Regions from separate parts of the Homo sapiens genome. Here region 2 is linked to region 1. A link is an interaction called in ENCODE POLR2A ChIA-PET data of the cell type or tissue named here. Cell type or tissue: A673. All regions are shown on one strand. Each heading gives the region's core, and the rest is flanking DNA. Links, peaks and the distances in the headings are about the cores only.

The links. Peaks named below come from ENCODE experiments on the same cell type or tissue, not always from the same donor. Only the 100,000 strongest peaks of a DNase experiment are listed, where the experiment ranks them.
Region 2: POLR2A ChIA-PET joins it to region 1 with 9 read pairs; 3 of 35 experiments call an interaction of 5 or more read pairs at or near these places.

What each region holds. Positions count from the first base shown.
Region 1 is chr4:186,753,953-186,762,349 of GRCh38, forward strand. It overlaps LOC124900875 (a long non-coding RNA gene), which reads right to left and starts at 5,715. Exons shown (of 2, transcript XR_007058500.1): 1 at 5,469-5,715; 2 at 4,811-5,055. In A673, for the core only: no CTCF peak of the experiment used is centred there; a DNase peak (open chromatin) is centred at 3,869.
Region 2 is chr4:186,822,757-186,831,153 of GRCh38, forward strand. No RefSeq gene overlaps it. Among named protein-coding and RNA genes, the nearest start is that of FAT1, 100 kb to the left of the region's middle. In A673, for the core only: no CTCF peak of the experiment used is centred there; no DNase peak of the experiment used is centred there.

The DNA of each region.
Region 1 (8,397 bases), core at 1,331-6,330:
ATATAAGTTATTGAAAGACATTTTCATGTAAACATTGACTTAAATTTTATGTGGAGATGAACAACTCGTTTTGTTTTTGTTTTCCTTTTTGTTTCTGCAATAGTATCTTCTGGCTAAAAAGAATAGTTGCTTTTACAAGTAACAAAAGAAATGAAAGTATACTTTGGAGGCAGCTGTCACTTACACATTTTTTGAGGAGTCCAGGTTGTTGGCTAAAAAGATATTTTTTGGGGAAAACTACTTTTACACAAATGCTGCCTATTTAGGTCTAAATGCTGTGATGAAATGGAGAACTTTGAGAACTAAAAGACATGCCACCCTGTTTTAAGTTGTATGACCAGGAAAATAAGCCTTTACCAAACTGTTTTTCTGATTCACAGTGCATTTTAATAAGCATAATTCAGTTGTCCAGTTCTCAGCAGCACCAAAGAGACAGCAACACTGTAGGTGGCTGATTAATATTTTATGTTTATCTTTAGTAACTAACCATGTCAATATGTGAGGATGTTCTGAAAGAAAAAACATATTCAAAACAGACTTCCTTTGCTATGCAATTTCTTTGGGGTATTTTATTTTTAAGAGTGTTTATGTTAAAGCTTTTAAAATGTTGTACAATGTATCCAAATAGTAGTAGTAACTCACATTTAATAAACTTTATATAAAAGTGTAAGGATGGAAAATTACTGGCTCAACAACTGTTTAGGGAAAGTTTCTTTCCTATTATCACCTGCTATATTGCAAATATCTTTTTGAGTATTATTTAAATTTTTTAACCTTAATATACTTTTGAATAAACTAGCTGAGTCCAGGTCATTGCCTTTTACATTTCTCAGAGTTTTTCCAGATTTTCCTTTATGTTGGCAATAATCATGTTATTTTCTTTCTTTTGTAGTATCATGTACCACTAATATATATTTTCCCAACTCCTCACAAAGAGCTAGGTGTATCAAAGCTTCATTTTTCTGGTCATACATATTATTTAGTAGAAGGTTTTATCTTTCTTAAAGGAAGGAATGTCAGTCAAAATCATCATGTAGATGATTCTCACGAACTCATTAAAGAGAGAGACCATATTTTATAAATATTTATAAAATATTTAAGACATTTAACAACTGATAAGGCTCAGGCACCAACCAAGCAGAACAGACACTGGCCATAAAGCTGAACAAAGTGTGCAGGCTCACTCAGGGGCATACAAGAACACGTCAGTGGCTCGTATGGAGAAAGTGGGAGGGGCGGAACCCAGGGAGAGGCCACGGCGGGGTGGGGACACTGGCAGGGACCCCATAATCATGACTGGATTCCTGCGTTTCTTAAACGTGGTGCTACTGACATTTTGGGGAGCGTTATCGCTCTTTGCTGTTGGGGGCTGCTGTCCTGATGTAGGATGTTTAGGAATCTCTCTGGCTTCTACCCACTAGTTGCCATTTTCACTTCCCCCTCAGTTATGACAACCAAAAAATGTCACCAGATATTTTCAAATGTCTCCTGGGAAGTAAAATCACCCTAGTTGAGAACCACTGTGATATACCCTCTGGGGCAGCAATATTTCCATATTCTAACAGCCGTTACATTCCTACCATCACCAACAGGGTCTTGAACTGTTGCCTGCTTTACAGAGCTTAGTAAAGATTTGTCAAATAAATGAATGATTCTTGTAGTCAGTCAACATACTGGGAATAACCTTTTAGGAAAGGTTGACTCATAAATTATCTCTTGTACTTGGAGTGTGGGTACATCTCGATTTATGACTACGCAGGTGTTTGGTGAGAGACCCTTCAACCTATTGACCACAAAGCTTGACACCCTGGGAGCCTCTGAAGCATGAAGCCTAGAGCTCATTGCTTGCAGCTCGTCTCACTTTGTACATGCTCCTTAGTTCAATCCATCTACTCTCATGGTTTTTACTTGTATGCAGATAAATTCTATCCTTGTATCTCTATCCCTCAACCCCTGTCTGAACTTAAGCTGCAGATCTACTGGCCCTGTGTATATATTTACCTTACACACAACATGCAGAGAACTGAACTCAGCTTTGGTCTGCCTCCACTGCCATAGGGCAAGCTTCACTTCCTGTCTTGTCTAACTGAATTAGATAATTATTACCTCATCCTTGGTGGTAATCTGGGTAACTCTTTGTCCTGCAACTCCTACATGCGCATAATAGTCACAAAGTCCAGTGAACTTAACCACCAATAGTTTGGATTTCTTTCCCTCTTCCTTGCTTTCTGTTCCCTGGACTAATTCTAGGCTCCTGACTGGTCTTCCATAGTGTGTTCTGTCTCAAATCCAAACCTCACATGCTTCCACCATCATCTATCAAAACAGCAACACCATATTGAAATGCTTCTGTTTTCCAAGGGGTAAAATCTACATTCCTTGGCGCGCCTTTCTAGGTCCTCCACAACCTGGCCTCTGCTCAGTGGAGGAGCCTCCACACTGGCATTTCATGCTCCGGCAATTTTTTTTTTTCTAATTAAAGTTCTGGGATACATGTGCAGAATGTGCAGCTTTGTTACGTAGGTATACATGTGCCATGGTGGTTTGCTGCACCCATCAACCTGTCATCTACATTAGGTATTTCTCCTAATGCTCTCCCTCCCCTCTCTACCCTCCAACAGGCCCTGGTGTGTGATCTTCCCCTCCCTGTGTCCATGTGTTCTCATCGTTCAACTCCCACTTATAAGTGAGAACATGCGGTGTTTGGTTTTCTGTCCCTGTGTTTGCTGAGGATGATGGTTTCCAGCTTCATCCATGTCCCTGCAAATGATATGAACTCATCTTTTTTATGGCTGCATAGTATTCCATGGTATATATGTGGCACATTTTCTTTGTGCAGTCTATCATTGATGGGCATTTGGGTTGGTTCCAAGTCTTTGCTATTGTGGATAGTGCATGCTTCAGCAATTCCGAACAGCTATTAATACGCTGTTACCATCGACCTGCTCCTCTGACCTGGAACACCCTCTTCACCCTGTGTCATCTAATCAACTCCTCATCCTTCCATGCAGGTGACACCTCTTCTGGGAAGCTTTGTCTGCCTTGTTTATCCTGGGTCCAGGAGTGCTCTCATTGGTGGCACTCTGGGCCTTCCTTGAGGAAGCATTATCACCCTAGGGTGAATGATCTGTTTAACTGTTATGTGGTTTGTCTCCAGGGCAGAGATTATGTCCTATTCATCTTTATATCCTTAATTCCAGCCATAGTTGCTCAGTAGATGATGCTGATGTGATCTCAATTTTGGGGTAAAATTAGATGTATATACAGACACAGAAAAAATGACTGGAAGGATACCCAGGTAACATGACTGGATAGTTACAACGTTTTACTGGAACTTTCTCCCACTTTGGCCACAAAAAGTATCAGTGTGAGGTTTACTCACATTACTATATTACATAAGGAAATAAAGCTGCTTTTCAAATTTTGGGGTAGGCTGGAAAGGAGTGGGGTCATGGGGGAGAAGGAAAGCACAAAGACCATGAGTTTTGCTAATTGTAAGACATTAATCCAGGACTCTCCAAACCTACAGCCCAATTTCTACTGAGAATTTTTTTTTTTTTTTTGTAGAGATAGAGTCTATGTTGCCCAGGCTGGTCTTGCATTCCTGGCCTCAAGCAATCCTCCAGCCTTGGCCTCCCAAAGTCCTTACAGTTGTGAGCCACTGTGCCTGGTCCTACTGAGAACATTTTGAAAAGCAGAATTGAAATCCAATTATAACAGCTCCTCTTACTTCCTTTGTAAATTACGAACATGCCCATCCCTCTTTCCTCACCACTTCATCACCACCATGTCCCCTCCTCTCTGCAAAACTTATTGAAATAACAATTACATTTTGTAATTTTCCTTTCCTGTTGCTTTCAGGACTCAAGCTCTGTTGAGGACATGAGGCCAGCAGATGGGCATAGTTTTAAAGAAGTTATAGTATTCGAATTGAAATTCCCTACTCTGTTAATTACGGCCCTGAAGACTTTTTGTCACAAATGCAAAATTTCACAACCACCTGACATTAAGAATGTTGATACTCAGGCCCTCGTGCAGCTGCTTGCTCATGAGGCCAACAGATGGGCATACTATTTAAAAAAAAAAAAAAAAAAGGGCTGCAATGCCGAGGTTGGAATTCTCAAATCCAGGCACTGAGGCTCTTAAAGCTCAGTGCACGGTCAGGAGTTGCACTGCCTCATGGTCCTTTGGGACCCTTCCTGCCCGCCCCGCTCTGCACCTGGAGCCACTGGGCGAAGCGTGTTAAAAAGCCACAGCTGACTTAATTCATGTGTTATGGGAGACATTCCTGGGGTTGGCTTATTACCGTGATCCTAACCCTCTCCTGGTGCGATTCGAAAAGAACACTTAGGAAGGGGAACAAAGACAGTAAGACAATAGTGTGGAAAAACACATAATAATCCTACTTTTTTCTTTTTCTTTTTTTTTTTTTTTTGAGACGGAGTCTTACTCTGTTACTCTGGCTGCTGCACAGTGGCATGATCCTGGATCACTGCAACTTTTGCCTCCCGGGTTCAAGCGATTCTCCTGCCTCAGCCTCCTGAGTAGCTGGGACTACAGGCACGTGCCACCACGCCTGGCTAATTTTTGTATTTTTAGTAGGGATGGAGTTTCACCATGTTGGTCAGGCTGGTCTCTAACGCCTGACCTCAAGTGATACACCTGCCTCGGCCTCCCAAAGTGCTGGGATTACAGGGGTGAGCCACCGTGCCCGGCCTTAATCCTACTTTCATATTGTTACTGCCCCATGGGAAATCAAATGTACAAATCAGCAAGGATCTATTTTATAGTCAGTCAACAAACAACAACATAAGCACTACAGACTCTTTTATTTACAACAGTCTTTCAAAAGAAACCTTTCTTCTGCATCCACGTGCAAGTTAAGTAAGCTTGAGGAACATCATCAAGAATGGGATGGTGAATATATGAATAGAATAGCTGCAACCTCACGTCAGTTGAATTTAATCAGTAGAGCAGCTGTGTCCCGTCTTCGGTACCATGGTGTGGGGGTGTATTAGTCTTGTTTTCATGCTGCTGATAAAGACATACCGGAGACTGGGAAGAAAAAGAAGTTTAATTGGACTTACAGTTCCACGTGGCTGGGGAGGCCTCAGAATCATGGCGGGAGGCGAAAGGCGTTTCTTACGCAGCAGCAGCAAGAGAAAATAAGGAGCAAGCAAACGTGGAAACTCCCGATAAACCCATTAGATCTCGTGAGACGTATTCACTCTCGCGAGAATAACGCGGGAAAGACCCACCCCCATGATTCAACTACCTCCCTCTGGGTCCTTCCCACAATATGGGGGAATTCTGGGGGACACGATTCAAGTTGACATTTGAATGGGGACACAGCCAAACCATATCAGGGGGAATGGGCATGACTCAAGTTCAAATCTTTTCTCCAGTAGGGTATTTATTAGCCATGTGACTTTAGGTACATCACTTCTCCTGAGCCCCCGTTTACTCACACGTAAAACTGGAGAAATAGGAACCACCTCACAGGCCTTGTTGAGCTGAAACATTTGAGTTTAACTGGCGCCTCCTGACGCTGGTTCAGTTTGCTCATCATTGGTGCGCGCTGTGTCCCGTGAGCCTGCGCTCCGCCCTCGGGCCCTTCCGGGCCGCTTGCTTTTCATCTTCCCTGTGGGACTCGCCCAGAGACGCCTTCACGCAGCTCCGCGTCATCTGTGATTCTGTAGCTTCGGGGATCCTCTTGTAAACTGTAAGGGTGTTTTAGATGTCTATCATTTATTTTTATTTTCTGTTTAGAAGGAAATGACATACAAAAAACTATGGTTTGCATTTCACTTATTTATACATGGATCCATTTCCTTGCCCAACACACTGATATTAAATTTTTATGGGAGTAAAAAAAAAAAAAAAAAAAACAACTAGCTATGAAGAAAGTCCAAAGATATTGAGACGAATACGGAAATATTTATTGAGCATTGCATTGATATTAATTGGGACTTCAAAACATATCGACAAAAAGAACCTCCTCACAGCTTCCACACGAAAGCGGGCCTATCTGCCAAACGCTTCCAGTGTTTGTGGGTGGCTGCGTGCAGATTGCTTTAGTTAATAGGGAATTTAGTGCAGTGAAGGAGGGAAAAAAGACATTTCGGTAAATCTTTTGTTCTTACTGATTCTAGAACAAGCTGCAGCAAGCCCTACCAGTCGTCTCCAAGCCTGGACGTATACTTGGCTAGGACAGAGAATCACTTCCTCGCCTTCCCTTAGTCACCCGCCGAGGGGGCTGTGGGGTTAGCTCAGAGGGCCTAGTTTAAGGAAAGGAGCTCAGAATCCGTTGCCGTCCATTCTTGTGGACTCAATACCAACAAGATCTGCTCTCTGGACACAACGCTTCTCATGGGGAGTTCATGACACTGGTGCCTCTTCAATCCATTTTGCCCCTAGAGAGTAGACTACTAAATAAAACTCTCTAGATTCTATAAAAATCGAAGCCTTATAAAAAATAATGGTTGTTTACAAACACCTTCTTACTCCTATTGAACAAACACTCCTGTGCAGGTCTGATGTTTCAACAATTTTGAAGGCTACAAACTAGTCTCTGGGTCCCTACCCTTTATTATTATTATTTTATTTACCCGCTACCTACTCCAGGGCACACAACCCCCATTCCACCACCCTACAGCCCCCGTGTGTCTGTGTTCACCACTGCTGTTAAATGCTGGCTCCTGGGTGCACGCTGAATCCAGCGGTGTGTAACCTAATTTGAATTTTAAAGTCAAAGGGGATCTGAGATACTCAAGTATCATGCATGAGGTTGGAATTGTGAAATGGAGGGTTTTTCCGTTTGTTGCTGGCATGTGAAGCACTAGCAAGCTGGTATGAGAAAGCATTTTATACTGGGATGGAGCGGAGGAGGGGTGGGAAAATAGGATCTTCTGACTAATGAAATGACTAAATACAGATTTTCTAAACGTTGGAATGCATGGTTGGATGAACTGAATTGTTCTGAGGAGATGATGGAATTGAATGAAAACTTAGGATTGATGTTTTTTTGAAAATGCAGAATGCATGGTGCTGGAATGTGACATACCCAGGTTTGTCCCATCATCATTCCAAAAGGCACCACTGCAAACGATGTGAGTTCCTTCTTCCCTACATTATACATCTGGTTTCTTTCTCCCCATCTTCCCTTCTCGACAACTTCTATCAGCTTTGGCCACACACTCATCCAGAACTAAAACAACGCAAGCACTGAAGTACATTTTCTTGGTTGTAAAGAAAAGCTTGTTCTGAATTTGGCACAGTGACCTCCATATGTGCTACCTTTATTCATACATTCTATGTATAATACTAATCATATATTGTGTGTTATAAGAAAAGGCTTTCTTTGAGATCTCCACCTGAAACCGATTGTAAAATATTACGTCATATTCAAGTGCATTCCCCTTGGGTATACCCATGCCTTGCAGGGCCTCAGATTCAGCAAGTGACAGAGATAGAGATTTGTTTCTCTAATTGTCCGTTCACGGGTTGAGGCAATAACAACAACACTAACCAAATAAAAGCTAGCAGTGTTGAAGGCTTTCCAGATAGCAGGCATTGTGCTAAGCACTTTATATGGATGAATTTATTTAATCCGCATGACATTTAATCTGCATGACAATCCCAGAGGGATGGTACTAATAGTCTACTCATAAGAGATATGCACTGAAGCCTGTGCCAGTCTTAAACTTGCCTAGGAAGGTGCCAGATTATGTGTTGGGTCTTTGCCTGAGTCCAAGAACAGTTTCTAGGCAACCAAATGCCAATGTCAGTCCTCATAGGGATCCTTACCAAAGTTTGACCCAGGGGCCTGAGGCCAGCATGGATTTGCCAGAGAGTTGATTAAATCCTATTCATGGGAGCTGAACACTTCCTTTATTAAGAATAATGGATTAAAGCAAGAAAACAAGGAAAGTTAAATTAGATCTAAAAGTCTCATAAAATAAATAATGAGCATGAACCATTGAAGGCCAAACATGTCATAATTAATACTAAATAAGTATTGGCAACACATTTCTGAAGTATGCTTTGTTTTAGTATCCACCTTAATTGATTCAATTTAGCACTTCACTTAACATTTGCTTTTTAAATTTTTTATTTTTTTGAGTTGGGTTCTCACTCTGTCACCCAGGCTGGAGTGCAGTGGTACAGTCACGGCTCACTGCAGCCTTGACCTCCCGGGCTCAAGTGATTCTCCCACCTCAGCCACCCAAGTAGCTGGAACTACAGGCACATGCCACCATGCCCAGCTAATTTTTGTGTTTTTTGTAGAGATAGAGTTTGACCATGTTGCCCAAGCTGGCCAACTCCTGGGCTCAAGCAATTCATCTGCATAGGCCTCCCAAAGTGCTGGGATTACAGGCATAAGCTATAATGCCCAGC
Region 2 (8,397 bases), core at 2,113-7,112, 70 kb after region 1:
GGTCTATGGAGGTAAGACAATGAATAAAGAACATTAAAGAAAATAGAGCTATATCTGAACAACTTGGGGAAAATTACAATAATGGGGAGGTTGGTGAAGGAGGAAATGCATGTGATTGGCTGAGATAGAGCAGCCTCTTTTACTTAAGGTTGCTTGCCTTTTCTTACTCTCTTTTCTAAAAACAATGTCAAGACTCCCAGCTCAAAATGCTAATTTGCATTTGGTTTGGAAAAATATTCCTATATTTTAAATACATGAATTTCTACAGTAAGAACCATTAGAACATATAGAAATTACAGGCAGATCAGTATTAAGCTTCTGCCACACGGTAACTTTATAGCTGATAATACAAACAAATCAGTGCAACCAAATTTTTTAGGGGAGGAATTTAGTAAACTTTGTTCTCAAGAAATGGGAGCTGTCATTCAGAAGATATTCTGTCAGTTCTCAATTTCCAAATGCTTGTGAATTTTAGTCCCTTTTGTGGTTGTTACTAGTTTCTATCTTTATTGAATTGTGGTTAGAAAACATAGTTTGTGTTACAATAGTTCCTTGCAATTTGTTTTATGGACCAATTTTTGTAAATGTGTCTGAAATGAATGCATATTCTTCAGTTAGATGAAGGAATCTATGTCCATTAGATATCTTCCATATATTTGCTGATATTTTGTTTTTACTTTCACAGAGAGTGGTATATTAAAAATGTCCCACTATAAAGGCAAATTTGCCACTTCTTGTAGTTTTTTTTTTTTTTTTTTTTTTAGCTAAACTATTAGCTGTGTAGATGAGGGAAGCTATAGGCTGCTGGTTGATTGAAGTCTCCAGCAGCTGTGATGTGGGGCCAGCATACACTGGCTTGAAAGGGCTGATTGCACGTCTGTTCCCAACTCTGTGTCTAGAGATTTCACGTCCGAAGCTGGAAATTGCCCCCGGTGGTAGTGTGTACACCATGGAAATCAGCAAGTGTCACAAATCAAGGCTCTTTCCCTCCACCCTTCAGAGCACCAATTCACCAGCACACCAGTGCTTCTGGCATAATAAAGAGATCCTCCTTTTCTCTGAAAATGCTTTTTGCCTTATAAAATACTTTGATATAAAAATAGTTATACAAGATTTCTTCTGATTATTTGCTTGAGTTGAGAGCATGTTTCTCTAGGAAGAATTTGATTTGCTTCTGCCAGATATCTGGATGCACTGTCAAGCAGGATTACTGTTTAAATTTAAAATATCGGTTGATTACCAGAAGTGGTAAAATGAGACAGATGGGAACCAACTAGCAAAGCTGCATATGCATCTCCTACGACCCAGCAGTCTCTCTTGAAAGTGGAAGAGATAGATAGGCACACATATGCTTACCCAAGTCATGGCTGCCTAGATCACAATAGCCCTGCACTGGAAGCTGGCCAAGACCCAGCAACAACGAGGGTAGTCAGAGAAATGATGGTACAAATACTCAGTAGAAGACTGTATAGCAATGAGAATGAAAGAGCATCTACTACACACAGGAATTTGGATGAATTAAACGAATGTAATGTTGAGAAAGAAGCCAGATGCAAGAGAGTAAATATTGCATGACTTCATTGAGATCAAGTTCTTAAACTAGCAAAAATAAAACCTTTGTTGTGCAAAATCAGGATACTGGTTCCCCTTTAAGGAGTAGAGTGGTTAGAAGGGGCTACCCAAAGGGCTTCCAGTATGTTGCTAATGTTTGTTTATTGATATTGGGGTATTCAGTTTGTGAAAATTCATCAACTTGTTCGCTATTATTTTGTGCCCCTTTCTGTATGTGTGTATTGTTCAATCAAAATTGAAATTAAATTAACTTGTGGTCTTTGGGGATTCAATATTAATAATACTTCAGGCTCCAAGCCCACATAAATTCTCAGACCCATCTGAATTCTCTGGCTGTGTACTTTGAGGGGATATTCTTTCTTTCCTCCTGGAACCAAGGTGGGATAGTATAGGTTTACTGCCGTCTAGCTTTACCGAGTGGCGTTCTATCCATCACCTGTCTCACCCTGTCATTAATGCTATAGCTTTCTTGAGTCCTGGTTTTATGCAGGGATCTCAGACCTTGTACAGACATAAAACCAAAATTCAAGGTCACCTGAAATTGGTGGACACACCCAGGTCGACTGTTGGCTTAAATGCTGTTTACCTCCCAGGACTCTGGCTTTTGACTTTGTTTCTGATCTTAAAAGATTTAAAAATTTTTTTATTTTCCTTATTTTTTTCCAAGTTCAATCATTCATTCATAAGAGTGGTGCTAATATTTCATCTACCGCTCTTACGTGTTTTATGACAGGAAGTTTTAGACCTCTTGCTGCAATACTGTGAGATACAGAAGTCTTCCCCCAAGGTTCTTTCTCCCTATATTTTTAGGGGAAGAAGGAAGAAAAAGTGAGAAAGTGAGTCACAATCATTCAGTTTTGCTCATTACTATCGATTCAGTTGGTACAAATTCCGATTATGGTAGAGGCTGATAATACAGGAAGCTGGAAGATAAGAATTGAGTTCAAAGAATGTGGTAAACTTTTGAACTGGTAAAATCCTTTTGATCTGTGTTCTAATGGTCAGTTATCTCATCTGCAAAATGGGAGTGGGGCTAGACTAGCTATTTCCTAACTTTGTCTTTCATGTTCGAAATTAGCAAAGTGATTTTAACAATAGCCTTAGGATCCCATTGAATTTTATCTCCTTTATCTAATAATTAATTAATAAATTAATAATTAAATTGTTTAAGAGTTATAAACTAATAAATTGAGTCATAAATGTTCTCTTATTTGTTCATGTGAAGTAATATCTTCTATTATTATAATTTAGCATTTTATAGTACTTAAAACCATTATTTTGCAGTGTCTATAAAAAGATACTGTTTTTTACTTTGGGAAATGGTGGTGATACAATTTGAGTTGAAATGTAACCATCATCACAGTAGCCTAGGCTGTATTACCAGATTTATGTTTCTCATTTACAAATTGTAAGCACTTTTTCCAGTGTGTGTATGTGTGTGTTCCTATTTATCAAGTTGATACATGAATGATAAACAAATGATTATAGTAATACAGTCATAGAACAATGAAATATCTCAGGAATTTAAGTAAAAATAATTTTTTTAAACTACTAAAGTTGTAAAGGGCATATAGTGAAAGACTCATATAAAAAGAATTAATAAACCCAATTTTTAGAAACTCGGTAACTACCTTTTTTTCCTGCACAAAACAAACATTCCACTCACAGATCTGGGGGCTTCAGTTCCATTATTTTGCTGTTATTTCTTTGAGAGAGTGACTCATGAAATTTCTGCTTCCATCGTACTGAAACTCAGAGTTTTGTGCTGTTTAATGAAGCCTACATACTTCTATAACGTTTTGTTTTACCTTCTTGTCCCTCACTGTTTACCTTGGCTAGTGTGTAAAGCTTTTTAACTTATGGCCATGTAATCAAGTTCATTTTAAGGCTGAGGCAGGTAACAAGTTGCCAGAAATATTATTTTTAAGTGCTTTATAGCAATGATCTAATCATTACCTTTATTATGGCATTTAAAAGATAACATATAGTAAGAATCCAAGCATGGAAATATGAGAGCTCTGGATCCTTACCAGGTGGAACTATATGAAATTGCAGCTCAGAATGGTTGAATATTGTCAGTGATATATAATTCTACCTGATGCTGTCTACATAACTCTGGGCAAGTTTCTTCATGAGCTTCAGTCTTGTCTGCTCTAAGTGAGGATACTGCTCAGAGGACGAGTCTGAGGCATAAACATGGTCATCTATTTTATTGCCTTCAAACCATAAGGCATTATAAATATATATTGCCTGAAAATCATTATGCATTTGGTAAAGTATTGTGGATTCTCACTTGCATTTTCACTTTAATCCCTATGGTATTAGTTTCATCTGGAAATGAGGTTTGGATCAGGAGATAAAGACATGTGAGAATATTGGCAAAGCAGGGGCTAGGATGACACACACATACACACAATCTAGGACATTGAAGAAGTCACCTCTTAGAAAAAAAATTAATAGAATCTGGGAGATTTTACACCCAATTTTAGAAATGACTGGGCTGGTCATTTAGACATTTGCTCTCTTCATTGTCACCACCTCCTCTGCCTTCTCATTCACAGATAAAAAGATAAATCCACTCCTGGATAAAGGAAGTTTCTAAAATGCGCACAATGGAATAAAAATGTTTTCTAAAACTCGCCTATGCAGGGAGTTGCTAGAGGCCGCACTGTCCTCCTGGTGCCCGAGGAAGCCTCTGCCTGTCATCTGGCAATGGTCTATGGTAACACTGCTTACACATGGGCTCTGAAATGCTTACGGATGAGTAGTAAGATTTTCTCATACCATTATAAAAAAACTGAAGCCAAAAATAGAAATTCGAGAGTGCAAGTGGGTCAGTATTTGAAAAAAAAATTATATACACACACACACCAAACTGAAGCAAGCTGTAATCTGTTTGGCAAATGTATTGAACTGCATGTGTTCCCCATACATTAGCAAGTCTGAAACAATACCTCTGTGTTAAACTAAAAGATGGACATCAGGCAAGCAGGCTGCACCTGCCCCTAATGGAGCTGGGGGAAAAGACACATGAGTACAGAAGCTGTTGGGAGTGTTTACGGAATCGGGGGCTGGTGGGCGTCTCTGCAGAAGGAGAGCAGGGCCTGTGAAGCGGGTGCCGTGGAGAAGGGCTGCTGTTGGGATGGAGGCCAGCTGCACGCAGGGTGAGGACAAGAGAATGCTGCTCAGGCTCAGGGAGTTTTAGCTTGTGATGTCACAGCTGGTGTGGGCATCACAGATTCCCAGTTTCATGTCTTTGATAAATAATGGCTCAGTGGTTAGTACCCAGCCAGAGAAATTCAAAATAAACAACGTTTTGCTGCCTGTGACACTTCTTAAGATGACCACCGAAAGCACACTTTTATGTCTCATTCAGCCCGTGCATTGCCTACTAATATGCCTCGTATTAGTCACTGAGAAAAAACTCAAATGGCTTGTAGAATGGACATCTAGGAGTCTTGAATATGTCGTATCGACATTCCTAATAGTTTCATGTCAAAGACTATATATTAATATAACAAAGCACAAAACACATTGGGCTGGAAATGATAGTTGCTTATTTCAACTTGTTCGTATGTCATTATATGGAGTACTGATTGAATATACAGAATTTTGGTTAGCACCTTTCATATTTATCAGTAATATCTTGAACTTCTATTGCCCTTCAAACAAAGATTGTCTTTTAAAAAAGATAAGCAGAGAAGGAATAATATAAATGTGAAATGGGTTTTATGTCTTGTTTACCCTTAACCTAAGTGTCGCATAGGTAGAAACATAGCATTTGGAGTCAGAAAGAGCCAAGTTTGAATTTCAGTGCTACCATTTTATAATGATAATGAAAATAACATTGAGTTAATATTTATTGAATGCTTACTGTATGCAAGGCAGTATGTATAGGGCATTATCTACCGTCATTATCTGTATTATCTATATTCTATTACCTATATTATCTATAATCTTATTGTATTATTATATAATCTATAATCTTATTGTAACCCTAAGATGTAGGTGATTAGAAAATGCATCTGTTCCCATAGCTCCAGCTCCCATCTCCTTGAAGAATTCCCTGTTTGCATCTCTGGGTCCTGTCCCTTTCCCAAGCTCCAAGCCTACATCTTGGCTTCGCTGACAATGCTCCACCATTCCGTCAAACACAATATGTCCGATATTGAATTACCACCACCCCAATGCCCCCCAAACTAGTTTTCCTATGCCTCAGACATTCTTACTTCTATGAAGTGTGCCTTATTTGTGTAAAATGTTACCCATCCCCTAGATAGGATTTCTTCCTTTCCCTCCCCCTACATATTCATTTAGTCACTAAGTTTGCAGTATTTCTTATCTTGATCCTCTCTTTTCTATTCCTGCAGCTAGGATGCTTAATAACACTGCCATAACTGGTCCCTCTTTAGATTCTTGGCCATGAAAATCAGTGAAACCCTTCATCCTGCCTGGATATAATGCTACATTTAGTCCATTCACCTCTCCCTCCTCCCATTTCACACCATCTCTCTTCTCAAACCCCACTTATCTGCTGTCCTTACCACCCACATGCTATGGTCTGAGTACTTGTGCCCCCAGAAAATTCACGTGTTCAAACTTAATCTTCACTGCCATAGTGTTAAGAGGTGGGGCCATTAGGAGATAATTAGGATTAGTGCCCTTATAAAAGAGGCCGAAGGGAGCTGCTTTCTCTTTCCACCATGTGAGGATGCAGTGAGGAGATGCCATCTATGAATTAGAGAATGAGCTCTTTTGATGCCTTGATCTTGGATTTCCCAGTCCTTAGAACTGTGAGAAGTAAGTTTCTACTGTTTATAAGCCAGTCTATGATATTTTGTTATAGTAGCCCAAATGGACTAAGACATGACATCACTGCGAAAATAGGAGCAGTCGTAAGACAACTTCATCAGCTGCCACCTGTGTTGCTCCATTATCATCTGTAGCGTGTATGGCGACTGCCTATTCTATTCTGCTTCCTGTCTGAAACCAATACGGTGGTTCCTGTGGTAGGCAGAGAGGTCTCCCTTAAAACCCCCATGCCCTAATCCATGGCACCCGTGGCTACATTGTTACATAGCAAAAAATGATCTTACAGATGTAATTAAGGTTACACATGAAAATAGGGAGATTATCCTGGACCATCCATGTGGGCTCCATTTAATCACATGAGCCTCTAGAGCAGAAACTTTCTATGCCTGAAAACAGAGAGATGCAGCAGAAGTCAGCAAGATTCAATACCCGTGCAGGACTTGATGTGCTGTTGTTGGTTATCACAGAGGGAGCAATGTGATAAGGAATGTGGGAGATCTTAAAGGCTGAGGGAGTCTCTTTGCTGTCATCCAGCAAGGAAGCAGGGACCTCAGTCCTACAAACACAAGGAACTGATCTTCCAACAACCTGAGAGAGTTTGCAAGTGGATTCTTCCCTGGAGCTTCACATAAGAGCTCAGACTGCTCAACACCTCGATTTTGGCCTTGTGGCATCCTGAGCAGAGGGATCAGCCAAGTCCTCTCAATCCCTACAGAGCTTCAGAAACCTCGAGATCATCAATTTGTGTTTCAAGCTGTCAAGCTTGTGGTCATTTGTTATGGTAGCTGTACAGAGCGAAAATAGATCTCGCTTCTGTTTGTTTACTCAAGGACATTGAACCCCCGTAATTCTCTCCTCTCTCATGCGTCATCAGCTTTTCTTCTCTGTTGACTCATTCCTTATCAGCTCATGAAATATTATTTCTTGCATCTTAAAATGTACAAGCAAATCTCTCTAGACTGTGTTCCCCTCCAGCTACTGCTTTATTTCCCTACCATCCTTGAACAGTTAAAACTCCTTCAAGGAGTTGCCAGTAATATCTCCCCTTCCCTTTCCAGTTTTCTCTTCCCACTCCAATCGGGCATTTAGCACCTCACACAGCACCCTTACAATCTTCTTGAAAGAGCCATCAGTGACCTCTATGTTGCTAAATCCAAATGTTCAACTCTAAGTCCTCATCTTACTTGACCTATATCCATCATTTGACATAACTGATTCTTCTCTTTTCCTTGTAACGCTTTTTCATTCAGCTTCCGGAGCTCCACAATTCAACTTTCTTCCTCATTCACCACCTCTCTTTCTCAATTTATTTTGTTTGGTTTTTCCTCATTTTCCTGGATTCTTTATATTGTCACAACATTTGGTCCTGAGACCACTCATTTCTTTGATGTCCACAGCTAGTCTTTAAATACCATCCATATAGTCAACTCCAAAATTTGTTTCTCCAGCCTGGACCTCTACTCTGAACTTGTCTGTCTCGATGCCCACTTACCTTTACGTTTGGTTGCCTAACATTCATCTCAAGTGTAACAAGTCCAAAATCCAACTCTTATTTTTCTCCCCAAAACCTGCTTCTCACACAGTCTTTTTCTACCTCAGTGAATTATAATTCAATCTGTATGCAGGACAAAATGACATTGGAGCCATCTGCATAGGACATCTCTTGCATTTGACTTCCTATCCTTTTAGCCCATCATTTGCTCTAACCACTGTTGCTGCAATGAGCTTTACACAGGTTCTCTGCAGCAATTTGGCCTCACTGCACTGCGTATATCTCACTTTCTTCCTTGGAGCCTTTCTGTCACCAGAGCCTGGGGTATTTGCATTCAAGTATGTCTAACTGGGGAGATGGAGTCAGTGGCTAAAAAGGTCTGCTTTCTGTGCCTCAAGTGCAGGACACACAGCTCCTCTAAGATGTCAGCTGTCAAGGCCCAACTGGCATCAGCTGTAACCAGCTGAAACCTGCATCCCTGTGTTAGCTCTTTCCTTGTTCCTATTTTCCTTTCTGTGCTC